Regions from separate parts of the Homo sapiens genome. Here region 1 is linked to region 2. A link is an interaction called in ENCODE POLR2A ChIA-PET data of the cell type or tissue named here. Cell type or tissue: HepG2. All regions are shown on one strand. Links, peaks and the distances in the headings refer to the core of each region. The heading gives the core; the rest is flanking DNA.

Region 1 (10,896 bases), core at 1,846-9,845, 88 kb before region 2:
TCCAGGTGCAGAGAGCAGGGTGGGCGTCAGACCCCAGGTCCACTGTGCACGCCCTCTTGTAGAGCCCGTTCCGTTGTCCATGAGATGAGGAGTGTTCTTATCTCTAAAGTATTATCATGAAAACCTAACAATGTAGAAAGACTAAAGCACATGGGTGGTGCTTCATAAATAGTATTTCTCCCACTTTCTGAAAACTCCTGCTGAAGTAACTGCACAAGAATCCTTGAACATTTAGAATTCTGGTTTTAGCCATACCATAAAGTCAGTAGTGCGTGGTGGAATTCTGCTAACGAAAATTGCGAAGGATCAAGGCAGAGTACAGAGCTGGTGTGTAGCGGGTACCTTCTGTCTGCTGGCACTAGGTATTTTACACATTAAATCAGCTCGTTCTCACATCAGCTCTTTTAAAAATAAGGAAATGAGGAGCCACAGTGGCCCAACTGATGCAGTGGCAGAAGTAGAATTTGAGCTTGTGCAGATGTGCCTCCGTGTTTTGTCTCCTGAGCATGCTGCCCCAAGTTTGACAATACCAAGATTTGTACTGGAACATTCCCTCCCATCCCCACCCCCTAGAAGCCCCTCTTCCTCCCTTAGATTTGACACATAGTTTGAAACCACTATTAACTACCTTATGAGAGCCACTGTTTGTGAAGTGCTGACTATGTGCCAGGTCCCGTGCCGTGCAATTTTTGTGAATTATCTCGTGTCTACAGTGCCTCACAATTTCTCTGCTCAATACCTCCATGTTACTGCCGAGGAAAGGGAAGCTCAGAGAGAGTAAGTAATTTGCTCGAGTTAAAGAGCTGGCCAGGACAGCCAGGGGCTTGCACCCCGGAGCCTTCATCCACTACACTGTCAGCTGGTATCTCAACCAGCCATTACAGGCTGTAAAAAAATTATATAAGATAGTCTATGGTAATGCAGAAAAGTGAGGTTATTTTGCTCCCTTTCCCTTTGAAGAAAAAAGCCCTGGAAAGACATATCACTTGAGTATGGGAAAAAATGAAGCTGTGGCTTTTCTGTGAGTCAATTCTTTCCTGGCAGCTTCTTGGAATAAGACCAAGTATAGCAGCAGAGTTTTCTGTTTTAATTTGAGCTGCAGGGTGACTTTTTTTCTTCTATGCTTTCATCTCTCTGTGGCTTCTTTTGCCTCGTTAATTTCATGCCCTGCCCAGGCGGGCTACTGTGCTGCCCAGTCACCCGGGTCTGGGGCGGCCACCGCTGGCCAGCAGGCAGGCCCTCCAGAGGCAGAGGTGGCCACGCTTAGGTCGCTCCCGCTGTGGAGGCGGCACACTTGGGTGGCAGCACAGCTGTGATGTGGCGGCAGCTGGCAGCCCCATGGGAAAGATGTGTGAAGTGTGGGGTTTGACGACCCATGGGAGAACAGACTTTCTTCCTCTTCTTGTTTTCCCTTCAAAGCCGTGAGTCAACCTCAAATTCTCTGTCTTTTTTCTCCACCCCCTCGTGCCTCTCTCCCTCACGCTCTGCATCTCTCATTGCAAGCTTGCATTTTTTTGCACACAACACTATCTTAATATTTCTCTTTTCTGCAGGCAGGAAATGAGAAGTCATTTTTCAGGGTCATTCAGGAAGTCATCCAGAGTTATAATGGCCCATTATCTACTGGTCAGAGTTTACTTAGGCTTTCACTACTTCCACTGCCCACTTGAAACAGGGAAAAATATTTTCCCCCCGCGCTGTGAGTGTGCTATTTAGAGCTGACCACAAGCGGGGGGAAGAGAGGATGGCTCGGATGCTGCATTTCCACTGAGAACACAAGGCTGGCAAAGCTTGTCTGCTGCCCAGCAAGCACTTCAGGCTCACACCATTTTAGGTTCACTTTAAGTAGTTTCTCAATTGTTAAAAAAAAAACAAAAAAAAAAAAACCTGTACTCTGAGGATATGCTTATAATCCCATAGCTAACCCAGAATTTCTTAGAGAACTGATCAACATCAGCAGTGGCACTTACTGAAAATGCACATTCTCAGGCCCTGCGTAGGGCCTACTGAGTTAGAATATTAGAGAGCAGGTCTCAGAAACATTCTATCCGGCAGTCTTATTCTATGCACCCGAAGGGATAAGAGCCATGCTTTCATGAAACATGGGTTGTGTGTAAAATGTTTAAAAGGTATGGCAAAATGTGTTTGATTGGCACCAAGGATTTCTGGTTCCTCCTAGAATCATTAATCAAACTTTGAAGGAGAAATAAGAGAGTCGGCATTTTCTTGCACATTCTTTGTGATGTTGTGATGAGTTGGAAACTTCCCGATTGGGTTTATTAGAGCATGAACACCCAGGCACCCAGCTTCTAGCCAGCCCTGTCAGGCAGAGTCTCCTCGAAGATGTGGAAAGGACTGACCAACAGCTGAGGCCTACAGGAACCTGAGCAGGCAAGGGGAGAGGCACCCCGGAACCAGGAGCAATGGCCTTCCCACCCTCCCTCGTCCTCTCCTCTTCTCCTTTTGGAGTTGCAGGCCACAGAAAGGAAGTGACATGAGTCACTTTGGGCCTTCTTAATTCCTTCATCAAAGGCAGCACAGGTGTGTATGTGTGTTGGTGGCTAATTGAGGTAGGCCCACAGAGGAGATAACAGATGGACATACTATTTCCTTTCTTCCATTCTGATATAATTCAGGGTATAAACACACACACACACACACACACACATTCTCACTTCTTTGGCATCTACCACACCTGCCCCAGTGCCCATTTCTCTCCCACCTGAATAAAAAGCCCCCACAAAGCCTGAGGTACATGGAAAGGAGCAGTGGTCTGGCTCCCAGGAGTGTGAGAAGCAGCCATGTTTTCAGAGGCTGTATTCCACTTGGACTTGGCCCTACGCTGAAGGTAGGAGCGGATGGGGGAGGCCCCCTTCGCACAAAGAGCCCCATGAAAGAGTGCACAGTCCAGTCTATAAAACAGACGCAGAAAATGTGTGTAGGACTTCTTCCTGAAAAAGAGCGTGGTGCGTCCAGTACCTCCATGTTCATGGAACTTCCCAGTCTGCAGTTTACCCTTTTGTGCAACTCCCTTTTGGTAAAGCCCTGGTCACACTTCTGGTTGTTCAGATTATACAGGGATAATTCCAGAGTGATTTTAAAGTCAACTGCCAGGCATCCGCACTTGCAAATTAGATGCCTGGCACATGCTTGTGTTAAGGTAATAATTCATTACAATACAAATTACAGGGGAGTTCCTCTGGGCATGCGACCTTTCCCGTCATTTGGCTTTCCCTGTGATTATCAGGGGAGCTTCCATCGTGCTGCTAATGGGACCTTAACCATGTGTCAACCCATGGCTGTAATGCTGACACTGTTTTCTTTCTGGAATGAAAGGCCTTCGCAATTGAAACCAAAATGTTATCCAACTCAGTCCTGTCCCTTTGACGATGAAAACATCAAGTTCTGGAGACTGGCCATCCAGCCTCCCTGCCTCATCTCCCACGCCCTCCATCATTTTTTGTCTCTACTTACTTATTTATTTGGCTGTATTTTACGTACATCATGCAAAAATATTCCTCTTTGTAAAAAGTATAATGATTTCAGGAAATTAGAGGGTAAAAAGCAAGAACCATGCTTTCACTCCACTGTCAAGAGTTGTGGAAGAATCCTTCCAGCATTTTTTCTGTGTATTTTACATACATACAAATATATGTACAAATAAAGGTCGATCATTTAGGTTTTGTTTATATTTTTGTATATATGAGCTTATGTCATTCATACATATTGTTTTGCCTCTTGCTTTTTTTTAACTTAATTTTACTTTGCTTGAGAGCTTTTTGAACTGAAGTACGTGTAAGTCAGCCTATGCATGTAATGGCTCCCTCATCTTCTGTGAGGCTGTCACTAAAAAGGGGATTTAGCTTGTTCTGGGCTTTGCAGCCCGTACACTGGGCACTGTTCATACGTACTTCTCTGTGCACGCAAAGGAGGGCTTGCTAGGGAGGCCTGGCAGAGGGTGCCATTCAAATAGGATTTTCAATGGAGGAATTTTTAAATTTTCAGTTATTTGAATAAGTTTTAATATATATCCAGAACCCCAAATCATCAAGTTTGTTTTCTTCCACATCTGTCCTTCCATTTCTGAACTATTTTAAGGCCAGTCATGTCTCATCCAAGAAATCCCATCCTTTCACACAACACTATCTCCGTTTCATGGTTATGAATCTCTAAAAGCATGATTTTTAAAACATAATCACAATGCTGTCATCGAACTTAAAAATTAGCCATAAATCTCTTATGTTACCCAACAACCAGCCTACTGACACATCTCCAGTTGTCTCAAAAATGTGTTTTCCATTGTGGTTTGTCTGAAACATGATCCAAAAGTCAGACCCACCTCTCACCTTTCCCTAACCTGCCGGAGCCCATGTTTCTTTCCAGCCAGGCTTGGAGACCACCACACGGGATTTGCTTCTTGGGGCCTCCCTCTAACCAGCTATGCAGGATGCCCTCTTTCCTGTCAATACAAGCTGCTCAAAGGACTCATTCAGTTCAAATTCACCTATGTGAGCCTAGGTGATGCTACTTATTTATTTATTTATTTATTTATTTATTTATTTATTTATTTATTTTGAGATGGAGTCTCACTCTGTTGCCCAGGCTGGAGTTCAGTGGCATAATCTGGGCTCACTGCAAGCTCTGCCTCCCGGGTTCAAGTGATTCTCCTGCCTCAGCCTCCTCAGTAGCTGAGATTACAGGCACGTGCCACCACGCCCAGCTAATTTTTATAGTTTTAGTAGAGACAGGGTTTCACCATGTTGGTCAGGTTGGTCTCAAACTCCTGACCTCGTGATCCACCCACCTCGGCTTCCCAAAGTGCTTCATGTTTTCAGGAGCTGTACGTGCATTTTTAGTTTTGATGACCAGGTCCTTTTTCTGTTTTTTAAAGAACTTCAAATGATCTCCAGGGTACACAGCGCTTGTGTGCTGATGAAAAAGCTGGCAGTACAAAGGCCACCAGCCAAGGTCACACAGCCAAAAAGCCCCTGACCTCGGGCCCCTTCCCAGACCCTGGGTCTTTTGCTGCCACATGAATCTTCTTCAAGGTCCTATGTGTAGATTTTCTTGACTTGGCCATATTATTTAGGATTCAGATATAATAACAAAATAGATGTTAAAGCATAACATGAAGGCATTTAAAAGGGTAGAAAGCACATGATTTACTAAAACCATAAATCTTATGACCTGAAAGTTTCACCTAATCTCTTAAAAAATACCGTACTAAACCCTGATTGAAAATCAGAGCTCAGACATACAGCCTGAGATGCCAAAAAATGGCCAGGCTTGTCTGTTGAGAAAGCCATATGTAACTAACTGTTTGGAAATTCAAAATATATCTTATCATTTTAAAAACATCTTTCTTCTAAAGACAATCATCTTGGCTTCAGGAATGAGGCTAGTAAAAAGTGAAATACTCCTACTTGTGGAAGAAATCCTCATTTTAACCATGAAGAACTGAAAAATGCATTCTGATGTTGATGGACCCAACCTATATTTGGGTATTTTATGATGTACACAATATACTTTTGTATATGAGATTGTTATTAAATGTGACTTTGCTTTTTCAAGACATACAATGTTCCTCCGGGGGTCAGGCACTGTGTTTAGCACTTTGTCCTGACCTCATCTGACTTCTCAGCTGTCCCTGAGAGGTACCAGTGTGCAAGATCGCTGAGTTGGCAAGTGATAGTGACAATATTTTCACCCCAATTTCTAATTTAAAGACCCCGATTTCTAGTTTTGTTTTGTATTGGATTTGCACAATTTCACGTTCTGAAAGAGGATGCCCTCAACTTTGCAAAATGGGCCTTTTGAATGAAAAGGATCAGTCATGTCAGGAAAAGCGCTACAATGATGAAATATGATAAATAAGTCAGTCTTTCATCTGTAATTATCTACTATGGGGTAAAAAGTGATGAAAACTACCATCTTGAAAGGTTCTGGTGATAGTGGTTCCTAATGCAGTGAAAGATGTGTAAGTCAAAGATTTGTAACCAGCCAGGGAATGAGAGGCGAAGCCATAGCTGGTGGCGGGGGCCACATCTGGGTGTGGGGAGGCCACAGTTGGGTTGGGGGTGGGGCCTGCAGTTATCCACACCCCTCCCACCTCCCTTCGACAGTACAGGCTTCCTGGTTACCTTCCAGAGAGTAAGGCCAGGGAGAGTTGAATAAGTTGAGAAATGTCATGTCGAAGCTATTGGTGGAAAGAGTTCCATTAATTGACAATACAAGTCCCTACTACATTCTAAAATCTGGTCCTGACTAGTGGCAAGCCGGGCCCAGGAGTAGCACTTAAACAATGGCAGGCTTGTGTTGCTGGCAGGATACTTCAGCCTCAGAGGAGCTGTGTGCAGCTGGGGAGACTCACACTCAGAGGATTTCAAAGCAGAGGGCATCTCGTAGAGCAACTTATCCAAACCCTGACCCACTGTAAACACACACACACACACACACACACACACACACACACACACACACCCTGAGAGAGAGAAAGAGAGAGAGATAACTAAAGAGAGAGAACTAAAGTTTGGCAAAATAATACATGCTCTAATGAAGGTTTATTAATGATTAATCTACTCCTAGCATTTCCTAGTCCACTCTATCTCCTTAAAAAAAAATTCTGGTTGCAGCCCACTAACTTGATTGTACAGCTGCTTAATGGATAGCAGGCTGTAATTTTCAGAGAACTGTTTAATGCGGGCTACCTCTGTTCTTCCATGCTGCTTGTGGTTCCTGCTCTGCTCAGGACAGAATGGGGAGGAAAACAGGCTCTGCGGCACAATATTGGCAAGTGAAATTTTGTAAACCGGCCCTCCCTTCCTTTTGCATTTGGTCTGAAAATTCAATTAGATGCTGAGTCCTACAATGTATTTGAGAAGCCCAGGAGTGCCCTAGAGGATGAGACTGGGTGGCTCCCTGTCAGGTTGAACATTTGCCTTAATTACTTTGGCAAGATTTGCATCAGTGGTATTAGTCCCTGCCTCACTTGGAGGCCTGCACTTAAGTGGCCACATTCAGGCTCCAATTTCCTGGTGATTTCATAGTGTAGGGCACTTGCAATCAAAACTAGGCTTAAAGCCCAACCCTCTTACATTTTACCCACCCCCACAAATGCAGCAAATAAAATGACTCTGATTTTCATTCCCTAGACCTCTTTTCTATATTTATTACATTATTGTTAAGACAGTTTTTGAAGAAAGCTGTTTTATTTAACAAAATAGCTTTATGGAATCAACTTCATATATCTTCTCCGCCAGATCAAAACAAGCTCGTAGTATTAGATGTCACCGAGCACCATGACAGGCAGATGAACATCATCCCTGTGCCCGGCTAATGATAGCTCGGCCTGCCCCGGCGTCAGCCGCTCCTGGCAGGGCCAGCGGGCGGTGTGGGACCGGCACCGTATCTCCAGCAATTCGCAGATAACAAATATGGTTCTGATGATGTTACTAAAGATCTGTCCCTTTCAAGATTGGATTAGACATTAGGAATTTGGAGGGCTTTTTATTGCTAGCATTTTTAAGAATAACCAATTAGAGTATTGATTCTAAAGTCTGAAAGCCACATGGACAGAGTTCATGTAATTGGCTACTTTATGTGCCTCTTCCTAGATTGCCCTGCATTTTCAAAACAAGAGCCTTTCTATTTTAATCAAAAGAATCCAGAATGAAATGAGGCTTTGAAAACTCAGCCTATGTTTGTCTTGATTTCCTTAACTGACATCTAGAAGAAAATATGAGCTCAGGGGTCCGCTGGGTTCCTTCCAGCGCCTAAGCCTGTAAGCTCTTCCTGCTGGAACCAAGCTTTAAATGCACTTGTCAGTCATGTCCCATGAGAATAGATACTGCCTTCCATGTTTTTTTGTTCTGATTTCCGTGTTTGAAATGATGAAAATCATTTTTCTGTGCTTTTTAAAAATGGAATTGCTTTTGTGTTGGGAATTGTGCTGTTCATTTTTACTCTACCTCGTTTTGGAATCACTAATGTGGCCAATTTATAGCCAAAAATCAGTATCGTAGAGTGAGCAATGAATGGCATGGTGACTGTGTGAGCGAATTCATGCCCTCCCTCCCCACCGCTCGCCCCGCGTCTCAGTCCTCAGTGATGGTAAACAGAATGAGGACCTTCTCCCGACCGTGATGCGCCTCAGCCCTACTTCCCTTGTCCTTTCCTATCATAAAATCTTCTTTCATAGAAATGGTCATTTCTGTTCATATCTGTGGACTGTAAATAACAAGGAAGTCATTTTTGAGGTGAAAACTGCACTTAGACTCATTCCAATTTTGATGGAAACTTTTAGCTGGTGGATGGCATTTTGTTTTGTCTTAGTTTTGCAAGGAGTTATCTTAATTTAGGGAGATGAAACTAGTCTGTGATCCGAGGTCTCACTTCCATACATTTCTCTCGGGCAGTGTGGCTGCCTGAATCATGCCTGGATGCCACAGGTGCTTAGCCAGCTGGTCCTGTCGTAACTGTCACTGGTAGCTCAGGGAGTGCAGAGGTGCCAGCAGACACTATGAAATTGGCCTCGTAAAGCATCAGTTATGTTGTGATGGTGGCAAAGCTGCAGGCGAGATGGGAAGTGCAGCCACTGAGAACTCACAGTAGAGCGTGTGTAACGTAAAAAGATGAAACCCATTGTACACAGCTGTGTACTGCCTCCTTGAAGTCAAATTTCCCCCATTACCAAGGAAAAGTTTTTTCTGAAGGGGGCTGCTTGACAGGATGACATCTGGTGATATCATTTATTCCTTTGGAAATCAATCTGTGGAAGTGAGTTTCCACTGACTGATGAGGAGAAAAATGAATTGGCTTCACCCAGCATCCAGCTTCTTATCCTGGGAGAGATAGCTCTTGGTCTGTCATCCACGCAGCTGCCTGGTGCAAGAGCCAAGTTTGTGCAGCCTGCAGAGCACTCTTCCTGAGCTGTGGGCTGCCAGGTCGGGGGGCAGGGGGGGCCTCACTGTGCAGCCTCCTGCCACCCACTGATCATCTGGGGAGACTGGCCTATCCTGTCAGGAGACGCAGTTGCCCAGACGTTTTCAAGGGCCTAAGATGTAGGCAGTTGATCCACAGATTTTTGGAGAGTCCTTGAGTTGGAGATTACAGGTGACCTCAGAGGAGGGAGTGAGAACATCTGGGTCATGGGTTTCTACTAGGAGTCCACAGTGAAAACAAGAAGAGGAATTTACGACAAGACAGTCCAGCAACTTCCTTTCTAACTTCTCCTTTCACATATGCTGGATACTCCAAGACTTTGCATTTACATGGACATCACAGATCCACTTTGAGAGAAGTAGGGTAAAAAGAAATAAATACATAGTGCTTTAGGTGTATTTCTATACATCTTAATTGATATGGGATTACATTTTCACTTGTGTTTACTGTACAGACTCTAGACAGATCCTGCTCTTTTGCAGGTAAAACAAATATTTCTTAAAACCTAGAAAGACCCAAAACAATTTAACAGAAACATTTTGGACCATTTTGGACCTTGGCAGTTAGGCCCCAGTGCAGCAGCGGCAACCATAAACCTCTCCATAGGTGCTGAACCCAGGTGATCCCTGGCACCGGCAGCCTTATGTCAGGGCTCTCTTATCGCTGGTTTTTATTTCTCCTAATAAAAGTGATTAAAAGATTCATCTTTTAAAGAAAGCAAGGACACAGAGGTGGATTCTCCCTGACGCTAGCACAGCTCATGCCCAAGCCACTCCTGCAGGGCTCTGGTCTAAGTGCAAAAGCTGGAAAAGCTGCAGGTCCCGCAAGACACAGAGCAACCCTGCAAGCCAGGTCACCTTCCCTCTTCTCTGCTGTCCGACTGGCCCTCCACCATGTGACATTCAAAAGCTCAAGTTACTTAACCTCTCAAAACTCAGCATCCTTTTCTGTACAGTGGGGAAGATACTGGACTGTTGTGAGGATTAAGTGAGGAGAGTGGCCCAATGAGGTTGACAGTTATTACTGTCATTGTCATTATTTGCCTTCTCACAGGCAGGCGTGCCACAGTCATTTTACTGAAGCTGCTTCAGTGGGTCCTGAATTAGGCCCTGTCCTTTGGGAGAGACAGTCCTGGTTCAACACACAGCTCCCTGCCCAGGGCAGCTTGGGAGTGTGGGCCAGTTTCGCCTTTAGAACCACAATTCTCTGATATGTGCAATGAGAGAATTAATTATAGACTCAAAGGATTGCATGCAGACACACACAGATACAAACACATACACACAACACACAGAGTTACACACAGACATGCTCACAATACACAGAAATACACACAGACACACGCACACAGCACACAGAGATACACACAGACACACACACACACACACACAGACATACGCACAGATGGGCACACACAGAGACACACTCACAGAGACACACAGATACACACAGGCACACACACAGAGAGACATACACACAGCCCACAGGGATACACACAGACACACAGAGACATACCTACAACACACAGAGATACACACAGTCACACACAGAGAGACATACATACAATACACAGAGATACACACAGAGACACAGATACAGACACAGACAGACATACACACAGACACGGGCACACACAGAGACACACAGACACACACAGGCACACACGTGCAGATAAGGTAATATTAGCTAGTTCAGGAGGAGAAAGAGATAAAGATAAAGTAATATTAGCTAGTTCAGGAGGAGTGAAAGAAGCCTTGTTTTTCTCCACTTTTTATAGAAGAGAAAGTGAAGATTCGATTTGAGGTGAGTTCAGCACAAAAGCGTATCCCAGGCCCTCTGGCTCCAACTGCAGCCCTTTCTACCTCATTCCCAGACCCCACCTAAGCCTTTTCTCTTCAAAATCTTCTCAGGCACACTGATACACATACCTCAGATTTTTAATTCTCCGGTTGTGTT
Region 2 (10,564 bases), core at 2,565-10,564:
GCATTGCCAAAAAGTCCCTTCACCCAGCCTGGCCAGAGGCAGTGCCTGGTCCATGTGTATGGACTATGGCACTTCAATTGCATGGAAATACTCTTGGAATGAACAAAATACCAATCCATGAAAAAGCATTATTGAAGTCTAAGTTATTTTTTGAATCATATTTTGTTAATCAACAAATTGAAAAATACTCATTATATGGAGAGGTCCAGATAAAGCCTCAATTTTAAAAAATGAGGAAAAGTGTGCCTGGTAGGGGACTGGGGAGAGCTTGAGAAAGTTGGAAACGTTGCCTTAGAAGCCTGTTTTTTCTCCTTTTAGAAGCTACATAGTGTCTCACTTTCCAAGATCATTCTACAAGATGTCAGTGCACTGAAACATGCAGGGGCGTGTTGAGTGCCAAGGCCATGGAATCTGTCAGCAACCTCACCCTTCCTTGTTCCTCCACCTCATTCCAGGCCTAAGATCCCGTCCATCGCCACTGGGATGGTGGGGGCCCTCCTCTTGCTGCTGGTGGTGGCCCTGGGGATCGGCCTCTTCATGCGAAGGCGCCACATCGTTCGGAAGCGCACGCTGCGGAGGCTGCTGCAGGAGAGGGAGGTGAGTGCCAGTCCTGGGTGGGCTCAGGAGCCCTCGCACCCCGACAGGAACAAGGGCCAGCCCCGAGAACGGGCCATTAGCAGTTGTGTATGTTAGATACATAATTGTATTATGATGCAGAAAGAATCTCTGAATGTGCAGTTATACCCAGTTGGTGACATGTTGGTACATCCATCCGAGGAAATGGCAATGTTTCTAGGCTGCACCCTTCAATGTCCACAAAGCTGTGTGGCATCTGCTTAGGACCCGGTGCCTGTGTGTGCATAGGAGGGAGGCCAGGAAGCCTGGCTGTTGATCCCATGCTGGCACTGTGGCGAAGGCGAGAGATTCCTGCTTTGGAAAACACCATTGTCCACACAGTGGCTTTGTCCATGATGGACTTCGCCACAGCCCAGTCCTGTGCTGGAAGCCATGTTCTCTGGAAAGAGCAACCCAGCGGCTCATAAGCATAAGCGCGTGTGATGTGCCCCAACCAAACGACCGCCATGCACAACTTCCCTACCGGAGTTTTCAATCCAGTTAATAGGCGTGGAAACAGACATAGAAATTGTGTTTGTTGAAAGGTAGCTGTTCAGTTAAAGAACACCTGTATCAGAGCCTGTGTTTCTACCAACTTCTGTCAAGCTCTGTAGAGAAGGCGTACATTTGTCCTTCCAAATGAGCTGGCAAGTGCCGTGTCCTGGCACCCAAGCCCATGCCGTGGCTGCTGGTCCCCCTGCTGGGCCATGTCTGGCACTGCTTTCCAGCATGGTGAGGGCTGAGGTGACCCTTGTCTCTGTGTTCTTGTCCCCCCCAGCTTGTGGAGCCTCTTACACCCAGTGGAGAAGCTCCCAACCAAGCTCTCTTGAGGATCTTGAAGGAAACTGAATTCAAAAAGATCAAAGTGCTGGGCTCCGGTGCGTTCGGCACGGTGTATAAGGTAAGGTCCCTGGCACAGGCCTCTGGGCTGGGCCGCAGGGCCTCTCATGGTCTGGTGGGGAGCCCAGAGTCCTTGCAAGCTGTATATTTCCATCATCTACTTTACTCTTTGTTTCACTGAGTGTTTGGGAAACTCCAGTGTTTTTCCCAAGTTATTGAGAGGAAATCTTTTATAACCACAGTAATCAGTGGTCCTGTGAGACCAATTCACAGACCAAAGGCATTTTTATGAAAGGGGCCATTGACCTTGCCATGGGGTGCAGCACAGGGCGGGAGGAGGGCCGCCTCTCACCGCACGGCATCAGAATGCAGCCCAGCTGAAATGGGCTCATCTTCGTTTGCTTCTTCTAGATCCTCTTTGCATGAAATCTGATTTCAGTTAGGCCTAGACGCAGCATCATTAAATTCTGGATGAAATGATCCACACGGACTTTATAACAGGCTTTACAAGCTTGAGATTCTTTTATCTAAATAATCAGTGTGATTCGTGGAGCCCAACAGCTGCAGGGCTGCGGGGGCGTCACAGCCCCCAGCAATATCAGCCTTAGGTGCGGCTCCACAGCCCCAGTGTCCCTCACCTTCGGGGTGCATCGCTGGTAACATCCACCCAGATCACTGGGCAGCATGTGGCACCATCTCACAATTGCCAGTTAACGTCTTCCTTCTCTCTCTGTCATAGGGACTCTGGATCCCAGAAGGTGAGAAAGTTAAAATTCCCGTCGCTATCAAGGAATTAAGAGAAGCAACATCTCCGAAAGCCAACAAGGAAATCCTCGATGTGAGTTTCTGCTTTGCTGTGTGGGGGTCCATGGCTCTGAACCTCAGGCCCACCTTTTCTCATGTCTGGCAGCTGCTCTGCTCTAGACCCTGCTCATCTCCACATCCTAAATGTTCACTTTCTATGTCTTTCCCTTTCTAGCTCTAGTGGGTATAACTCCCTCCCCTTAGAGACAGCACTGGCCTCTCCCATGCTGGTATCCACCCCAAAAGGCTGGAAACAGGCAATTACTGGCATCTACCCAGCACTAGTTTCTTGACACGCATGATGAGTGAGTGCTCTTGGTGAGCCTGGAGCATGGGTATTGTTTTTGGTATTTTTTGGATGAAGAAATGGAGGCATAAAGAAATTGGCTGACCCTTATATGGCTGGGATAGGGTTTAAGCCCCTTGTTATTTCTGACTCTGAAACTTGCATTCAATTCACTCCACCAAGTTATCTCATCTTTGAAATGGCTTTTTTTAAAGGTGCCTAGAATATGATGGCGTGCAGTCTATAAACTGTTGCCCACCTTCTGTACTTTCTCTCAGAATAATTCACATTCTTCTCCAGTGTCTGTTGATTGTTACTTTGTGGAATAAGTTCTTGGAAAATTCCACAAGATTATTGTTATCTTCTTACTACCAATTCTATTGAACTTTCTCCACCTTCTCTGGGCCTTCCCCAGCCAGTGGTGGGAAGATGCTGGCTGGAGTCTGACAGAGCCTCTTCTACACTGGCCTGGGCTTGCTGTGAGTTGGTGGAAACCTTTGCTCTTGTCCCAACACAGAGCAAGTGAAAGAGGAGGTCAAGGGGCTCAGGCAGCGGACTAGGGAAGCAGAATCGAGGAAAAGGAAAAATGGCTGACTTATTACCTCAAAACTCTAGAGAATTTAGTTGATCTTACAGCCAAGAAGGACAAAAGCCAGAGAGTAATATCCTCCGCCTCATGTCTAACCCACAGAATACATAGCAAGTAAAGAGAACATGGGCCTTTATAAAAATGTCTTAAGATACAATTTTTTAATTGGAGGAAATCTACAGTTTAATTTTCTCTGGGCAGCTTTTCTTCCTTTTATTATAGTAGGGGAAATCCCATGTTGATATACTTCTAAATGAAAGATGATGAATTGATATAATACAATAAAAAATCTGTAAAATTGATGATATACTTATCAAGAAAAATTAGCTTTCATTTTAACGGTTTACAAATTGAGTCAAGTCCTAGTAACAAAATGTTAAGTCTATTAACATAACCACAAGAAATACAGGAAGACGGGCAATCTGTGAAGCCTTTCACTTACAATCTCTGGCCCCTCACCTGTGCTGTGTAGGAAAATCTTTGTGCACAATTTGCTTCCTTAATTCATTTTTTATTCATTCAACACATTCTAATAAATTATACAAAATCATGTTGAAATGTGAATTTCAGTGGTATTTATAAATGCAGTGTGAGGAGGGTTTGGATGTATTCTAAGACAATAGTTGTGCTTTGGGAAGGAAGCAGTGTTCACTGAAAAGTGCCCCCAGGACCTTTTAATTGGAGGAAATATGCTTCTGTGGAGTTGGAAATGGGGTAGAAGATAGATAAGGTCAAGGCTTAAAAGTTAAGTGCACCCAACATCTGAAGCGTCCATGGGCCTGGCATGGTGGCTTTCGCCTGTAATCCCAGCACTTTGGGAGGCTGAGGCAGGAGGATCCCTTGAGCTTAGGAGTTTGAGACCAGCCTGGGCAACATACTGAGACCCAGTCTCTACAAAAAATAAAAAATTAGCTGGGTGTGGTGTCTCATGCCTGTAGTCCCAGCCACTCAGGAGATGGGAAGATGGCTTGAGTCCAGGAGATCTAGGCTGCAGTGAGCTAAAATCTCACCACTGCACTCCAGCCTGGGTGACAAAGCAAGACCCTGCTCAAAAAAATAGTTAGATATAAATATTAATATAGATACCTATATATATCTGAATATAGATATCTATATATACTCTGTATATAGTTATTTAGATATATAAATATATATGATATATATTTAGAGAGATATATATTTAGAGAGATATATATTTAGAGATTTATATATATTTTATATATATTTAGAGATATATATCTCTAAATATATATCTCTCTCTAAATATATATATATCTCTCTCTAAATATATATATATCCCTAAATATATTAAATAAATAAAAGAAATAAAAGAAAGCTCAGTTTGGCCTCCTGCTTGTCCTGTCTCCTCATCCCCTCTTCCCCCTCCATCATTTTATTTCCTTGCCCCATGTTTCTTCACTGCGGCCATGTCCCCCCTCCTCTCCAATGATGGATGTCATGTCTGCTGCAGTCAGAGGGCGACAAGCCTGGAGTGTTCCCTGAAGCCTGTGGTTTGTGGTTTGTCCTGCAGCTCAGGCTGCCCAGGCCTCACCAGCAATCCTGGCGGGCAGGGCACCACACTGGGATGGAGAGGGGGAAGCTGGAGGAGGCACTTTCTGGTAAAGAAAGCAAAAGCCAGCAGTGCCCAGGCCAATTTCAACAGGGAGTTAAATAGCACCTTAATCCTGTGGCAGGACAGCTCATGGGGCCATGTGTGCTCTTAGAAAGACTCACATGCACGCATGCACGGCAGCAATGACTCCATACTCACGTTCCCCTGCAGACACCAGGCCCCCACAGCCGGCACACACACTGCAGCCCCAGTTCCATGTTGCTAGCAGTGGCTTAGTGAATGAGTAAAGTTCTTAAAATGCAGGGGACACCTGCCCTTCATTCATAAGGCTGGACGTACACCTCTCCTTAAGGAGTTCAAGAGCTAGTGGAATCCCAATTCATACGGTAGAGCCATTCACAGATGAGAGAGACAAGCCAGAAGGAAGGAACCAAAAGTCATGTCAGCAGTTAGGACAAAATAACAGGCTTTCAAGGTCACAAAGCCTCAGGGACACTCCTGCGGTGGGACTGGGCTAGGAGCCATGGGGGCTCCAACTGTGCGCTCTGCCTGCCAGCCTGTGGGTGCTGGGGCTCCACGAAGATTGTTGTGGAATACCAAGCATGCTTGCTGTAGGTCACGGTGCACGTTTACTACTTCCAAGACAAACAGCCGAGAACAAAGCTCGCTTTAGCTTCTGCGTACACCGAACGGGACACACGACTGAACAGCGTTCCCATTGTGCCTGCTGGGTGGGGAGGAAGTGATGGCCCAGTGGGTCTATCAGATGTTAGTAGGATGGGGCCTGGCGGGGCTCCAGGCTCTGTGTGGCCGACACCCACGCCCCCCGCTCTGCTCCCCATTCCCAGCCCCAGGTCAGCCCTGCGAGGCCCTGCAGCAGATGGGCTGCTCAAACTGCTCTGGTTTGCAGATTTTTCTTCCCTCTCAAATGAATACAATATGTTTTCAAGTCTCAACCAGATCTTGAGAAAATAGGAAGAGCCAGAGGGTTTCTTTGGTGTTATGGTTGTACAGCTTCCCAGACTCCGGGGGAGAGATGTGATTTGTGCTTTCTGGCAATCCCATGGCGTATTAAATTTTCATAGGCTTTCCAGTTTAAATTTAGGGTAGGCAATGGAAGGGAACGCAAAACAGATTTCTAGGTGTACTGTGTGTGTGTCTCCCACGTCTAAAGTCTGTTAACTGGAGCACCCAACAGGCCCCACAGGCTGCCTTCACACAGAGGACCTGGGGCGCCTCCGACCCATTGGGGTGAGCAGTGGGCCATGGAGGGAGCCAGGGTCAGGAGACCTGGTTGTGGGCCTGACCTGACCCTGCTCAGGGTGGCCTCAGGTGGGCCGTTCACCTCGTCAGCCTCAGCTTACCCTCTGACTACAGTGACCTCAGACAAAATACGCTTCCTGGCCCTGTCCAGTTCTGACTTTTTATAAACAAGCACTTATCCAAGTTAAAGGGATATTTTCAATATCTACTGAGTCCACAGATATTAAATATCTCCTCTCTTCTTTAAAATTGTGGCATTATCTTTAGAATATAAAAGGAAAATAACACACACTCTCCTTGAAAATAGAGAGCCTAAACACTCTGCAGGAAATATTTAAAGCTATAGTTTTTGTTTGTTTGTCTTGAATGCAAGTGGCCTGGACTTTGACTTGCTTTGAGTCTTTGACCTTCATGACTTCAGTACAGTTCAACCCTGACAGTTTTGAAGTAGGTATGTGCCTAGATCTGCCCTAGTCCCTGCTGGAATGTTGAAGAAGCAAAGGTCCAGGCCCTCAGAGCACTTGCCACGTACTTGCCAACAGATACGGGGCGGAGACTTGAGTCAACGTAAGAGCAAGTGTGTGCCGGGTGATCCGACACTGCAGAGCGCCAGCTAGACCCTAAGCGTGTGCTAGGGGCTGACCAAGCCGTTCTTTCCTCAAAAACTTGGTGGGGAGGGTATTTTTAAAATCACACAAATATTTAAGTACAGATTATGATGACTGCCTCAAAGCAGTGGCTCTTCAGCTTCATCAAGCTTCAGAGTCCAGAGGGTTTGTTCATATGGAAGGCTAGGCCTGTCTCCTGCATTTCACCCTCTTGGCCTGGGGGCGGGACCCAAGAATGTGTGGCTCTAAAAGGTTCCCAGGCAATGCTGAGGCTGCTTTCTGAAGGAAAAACTGCAAGATACCAGGAGAGTTTCATTTAGATTGAAGAGTCGAGGAAGGCTCCTCTGAGAAAGAGTCTGCTAAGGAAGGAGGAGGTGGGTTCTGGGGACAGAGGTTCTCCCGTGGGTAAGGGTGGAGGGAAGCTCTCCTGGGGAGAAGGTGGGCAGGAGGACCAGAGGCTGGAGGGAGGAGGGCAGTCAGCCTCGGGGCTTCCCAGGAACAGGGACGGCCAGGGCAGGGTTTAGGGCAAGGAAAGCGTGTGAGCATATTTGTATTTTAGTAAATATTTACAGTTTGCCCTCCATGTCTGCAGTTTCATATCCATGGATTCAATCAACCACAATGAAAAACGTTGGGGAAAAAAATTGCATCGGTACTGAACATATACGGACTTTTTTTCTTGTCATTATTCCCTAAACAATACAGCATAACAATTATTCACATAGCATTTGCACTGTATTAGGTACTATAGGTAATCAGGAGATGCTGTAGATGGGAGGATGTCTGTAGGTTACACACAAATGCTGTGCCACTTTATATCAGGGGCTTGAGCATCCTCACATTTTGATATTTAAGGGAGGTCCTGGAACCAATTCCCCAGATACTGAGGGTCCACTGTCTGTGTCCCCTCGCCCCACCTTGCCTTTGTCTCCTGTCTCCTATCTCCACCCTGCCTCCCGCCAGCCTGTTGCTCCTGACCTGCCCGGGCACCCTGGAGCAGCACCCTATCTCAGAGCCTGGCTCAGTGTGTTCACTTCTGCAGAGAAACTAACTTGCCCAAGTCCACACTCAAAACATAGGCATTGCTGAGATGTGAAAAGCAGCTGTGGATGCTTTCTGCTACAGTCTGTGTGTTCTTTTCCATATCTGAATAAAAGGTCACCACCATTTGTATTTTAAAGAGAAAGAGAATTTATGGGTGGAAATTGGGGATTCCCTCATTCTCAGTCAGACAGAAAAGAGGGCCCCATTGTGTGCCTGATTGCAAATAAATTTAGCTTCCTCAGCCCAAGAATAGCAGAAGGGTTAAAATAAAGTCTGTATTTATGGCTCTGTCAAAGGAAGGCCCCTGCCTTGGCAGCCAGCCGGAATTAGCAGGGCAGCAGATGCCTGACTCAGTGCAGCATGGATTTCCCATAGGGAGCCTGGGGGCACAGCACAGAGAGACCACTTCTCTTTAGAAATGGGTCCCGGGCAGCCAGGCAGCCTTTAGTCACTGTAGATTGAATGCTCTGTCCATTTCAAAACCTGGGACTGGTCTATTGAAAGAGCTTATCCAGCTACTCTTTGCAGAGGTGCTGTGGGCAGGGTCCCCAGCCCAAATGCCCACCCATTTCCCAGAGCACAGTCAGGGCCAAGCCTGGCCTGTGGGGAAGGGAGGCCTTTCTCCCTGCTGGCTCGGTGCTCCCCGGATGCCTTCTCCATCGCTTGTCCTCTGCAGCACCCACAGCCAGCGTTCCTGATGTGCAGGGTCAGTCATTACCCAGGGTGTTCCGGACCCCACACAGATTCCTACAGGCCCTCATGATATTTTAAAACACAGCATCCTCAACCTTGAGGCGGAGGTCTTCATAACAAAGATACTATCAGTTCCCAAACTCAGAGATCAGGTGACTCCGACTCCTCCTTTATCCAATGTGCTCCTCATGGCCACTGTTGCCTGGGCCTCTCTGTCATGGGGAATCCCCAGATGCACCCAGGAGGGGCCCTCTCCCACTGCATCTGTCACTTCACAGCCCTGCGTAAACGTCCCTGTGCTAGGTCTTTTGCAGGCACAGCTTTTCCTCCATGAGTACGTATTTTGAAACTCAAGATCGCATTCATGCGTCTTCACCTGGAAGGGGTCCATGTGCCCCTCCTTCTGGCCACCATGCGAAGCCACACTGACGTGCCTCTCCCTCCCTCCAGGAAGCCTACGTGATGGCCAGCGTGGACAACCCCCACGTGTGCCGCCTGCTGGGCATCTGCCTCACCTCCACCGTGCAGCTCATCACGCAGCTCATGCCCTTCGGCTGCCTCCTGGACTATGTCCGGGAACACAAAGACAATATTGGCTCCCAGTACCTGCTCAACTGGTGTGTGCAGATCGCAAAGGTAATCAGGGAAGGGAGATACGGGGAGGGGAGATAAGGAGCCAGGATCCTCACATGCGGTCTGCGCTCCTGGGATAGCAAGAGTTTGCCATGGGGATATGTGTGTGCGTGCATGCAGCACACACACATTCCTTTATTTTGGATTCAATCAAGTTGATCTTCTTGTGCACAAATCAGTGCCTGTCCCATCTGCATGTGGAAACTCTCATCAATCAGCTACCTTTGAAGAATTTTCTCTTTATTGAGTGCTCAGTGTGGTCTGATGTCTCTGTTCTTATTTCTCTGGAATTCTTTGTGAATACTGTGGTGATTTGTAGTGGAGAAGGAATATTGCTTCCCCCATTCAGGACTTGATAACAAGGTAAGCAAGCCAGGCCAAGGCCAGGAGGACCCAGGTGATAGTGGTGGAGTGGAGCAGGTGCCTTGCAGGAGGCCCAGTGAGGAGGTGCAAGGAGCTGACAGAGGGCGCAGCTGCTGCTGCTATGTGGCTGGGGCCTTGGCTAAGTGTCCCCCTTTCCACAGGCTCGCTCCAGAGCCAGGGCGGGGCTGAGAGAGCAGAGTGGTCAGGTAGCCCTGCCTGGGTGCTGGAGACAGGCACAGAACAACAAGCCAGGTATTTCACAGCTGGTGCGGACCCAGAAAGACTTCTGCTTTTGCCCCAAACCCCTCCCATCTCCATCCCAGTCTTGCATCAGTTATTTGCACTCAACTTGCTAAGTCCTATTTTTTTCTAACAATGGGTATACATTTCATCCCATTGACTTTAAAGGATTTGCAGGCAGGCCCTGTCTCTGAGAATACGCCGTTGCCCGTCATCTCTCTCCGACAGCAGGGCAGGGGGTCCAGAGATGTGCCAGGGACCAGAGGGAGGGAGCAGACACCCACCCGGCCTGGGCAGGTCCTCCTCATTGCTTGCATCCGCCTGGTTAGCAGTGGCAGTCAGTCCTGCCGAGTCATTCGTGAGGCGCTCACCCAACTCCAGGCAGATGTAAAAGGTGACCTACAAGAAGACAAACAAAAACATCTGGAGCGCTCTTATGCCAGCATCTGCCCTTGACACCACCAGGCAGGCTGTTGCTGGGAGCCGTGGTGCTTGGGTAAGCTCCTTCCCATGGCAGAGCTCCTGGGACGCATTGTAGAAGCAGGGACCACCTCCCAGGATAACCAGATAGCAGCACACCCTGCACAGCCCCTTTTACTCCAGCATCATCGGGCATTGATATCTCAGCTGCAGCCACAGGCGGCCCCCAGCACCCCAGGAAGTGGGGAGCGCTCATGCTTCTCTGAGCACAAAAATCACTGAATATTTTTGCCATTCTCATGGTCATAACCCGGGCCACAGAGTAGAACACTCCTATCACTGTTGTTAGACAGTGGTCCTGGGAGAGGGTCTTGTGTGCCTCGGATGCCAGGGCCTCTTTTTATTGGGAGGTGCTTGTTATTTCTGTGTGTGGCTGCATTTGTTTCCCAAGACTGCCACAACAAATCATCACCAACTTGGTAGCTCAACATAGCACAGCTTTATTCCCTCCTGGCTCTGGAGGCCAGGTGTCTAAAAGGCCATGCTCCCACAATGGTTCTGAGGAGGATCCTTCCTGCCTCTCTGGCTTCTGG

Evidence for each region. ChIA-PET counts read pairs that join two places held together with the same protein. Peaks named below come from ENCODE experiments on the same cell type or tissue, not always from the same donor. Only the 100,000 strongest peaks of a DNase experiment are listed, where the experiment ranks them.
Region 1: POLR2A ChIA-PET joins it to region 2 with 10 read pairs; 3 of 35 experiments call an interaction of 5 or more read pairs at or near these places.

What each region holds. Positions count from the first base shown.
Region 1 is chr7:55,085,412-55,096,307 of GRCh38, forward strand. The region is part of intron 1 of EGFR (epidermal growth factor receptor); the gene reads left to right. Among named protein-coding and RNA genes, the nearest start is that of EGFR, 72 kb to the left of the region's middle. In HepG2, for the core only: no CTCF peak of the experiment used is centred there; DNase peaks (open chromatin) are centred at 4,910 and 6,330.
Region 2 is chr7:55,172,528-55,183,091 of GRCh38, forward strand. EGFR (epidermal growth factor receptor) reads left to right here. Exons shown (of 28, transcript NM_005228.5): 17 at 456-597; 18 at 1,394-1,516; 19 at 2,195-2,293; 20 at 8,766-8,951. EGFR-AS1 (EGFR antisense RNA 1) reads right to left here. Exons shown (of 2, transcript NR_047551.1): 2 at 7,223-9,950. Among named protein-coding and RNA genes, the nearest start is that of EGFR-AS1, 11 kb to the right of the region's middle. RefSeq lists enhancers at 8,673-9,292, 9,293-9,912. In HepG2, for the core only: no CTCF peak of the experiment used is centred there; DNase peaks (open chromatin) are centred at 5,394 and 6,454; H3K4me3 peaks cover 3,227 bases.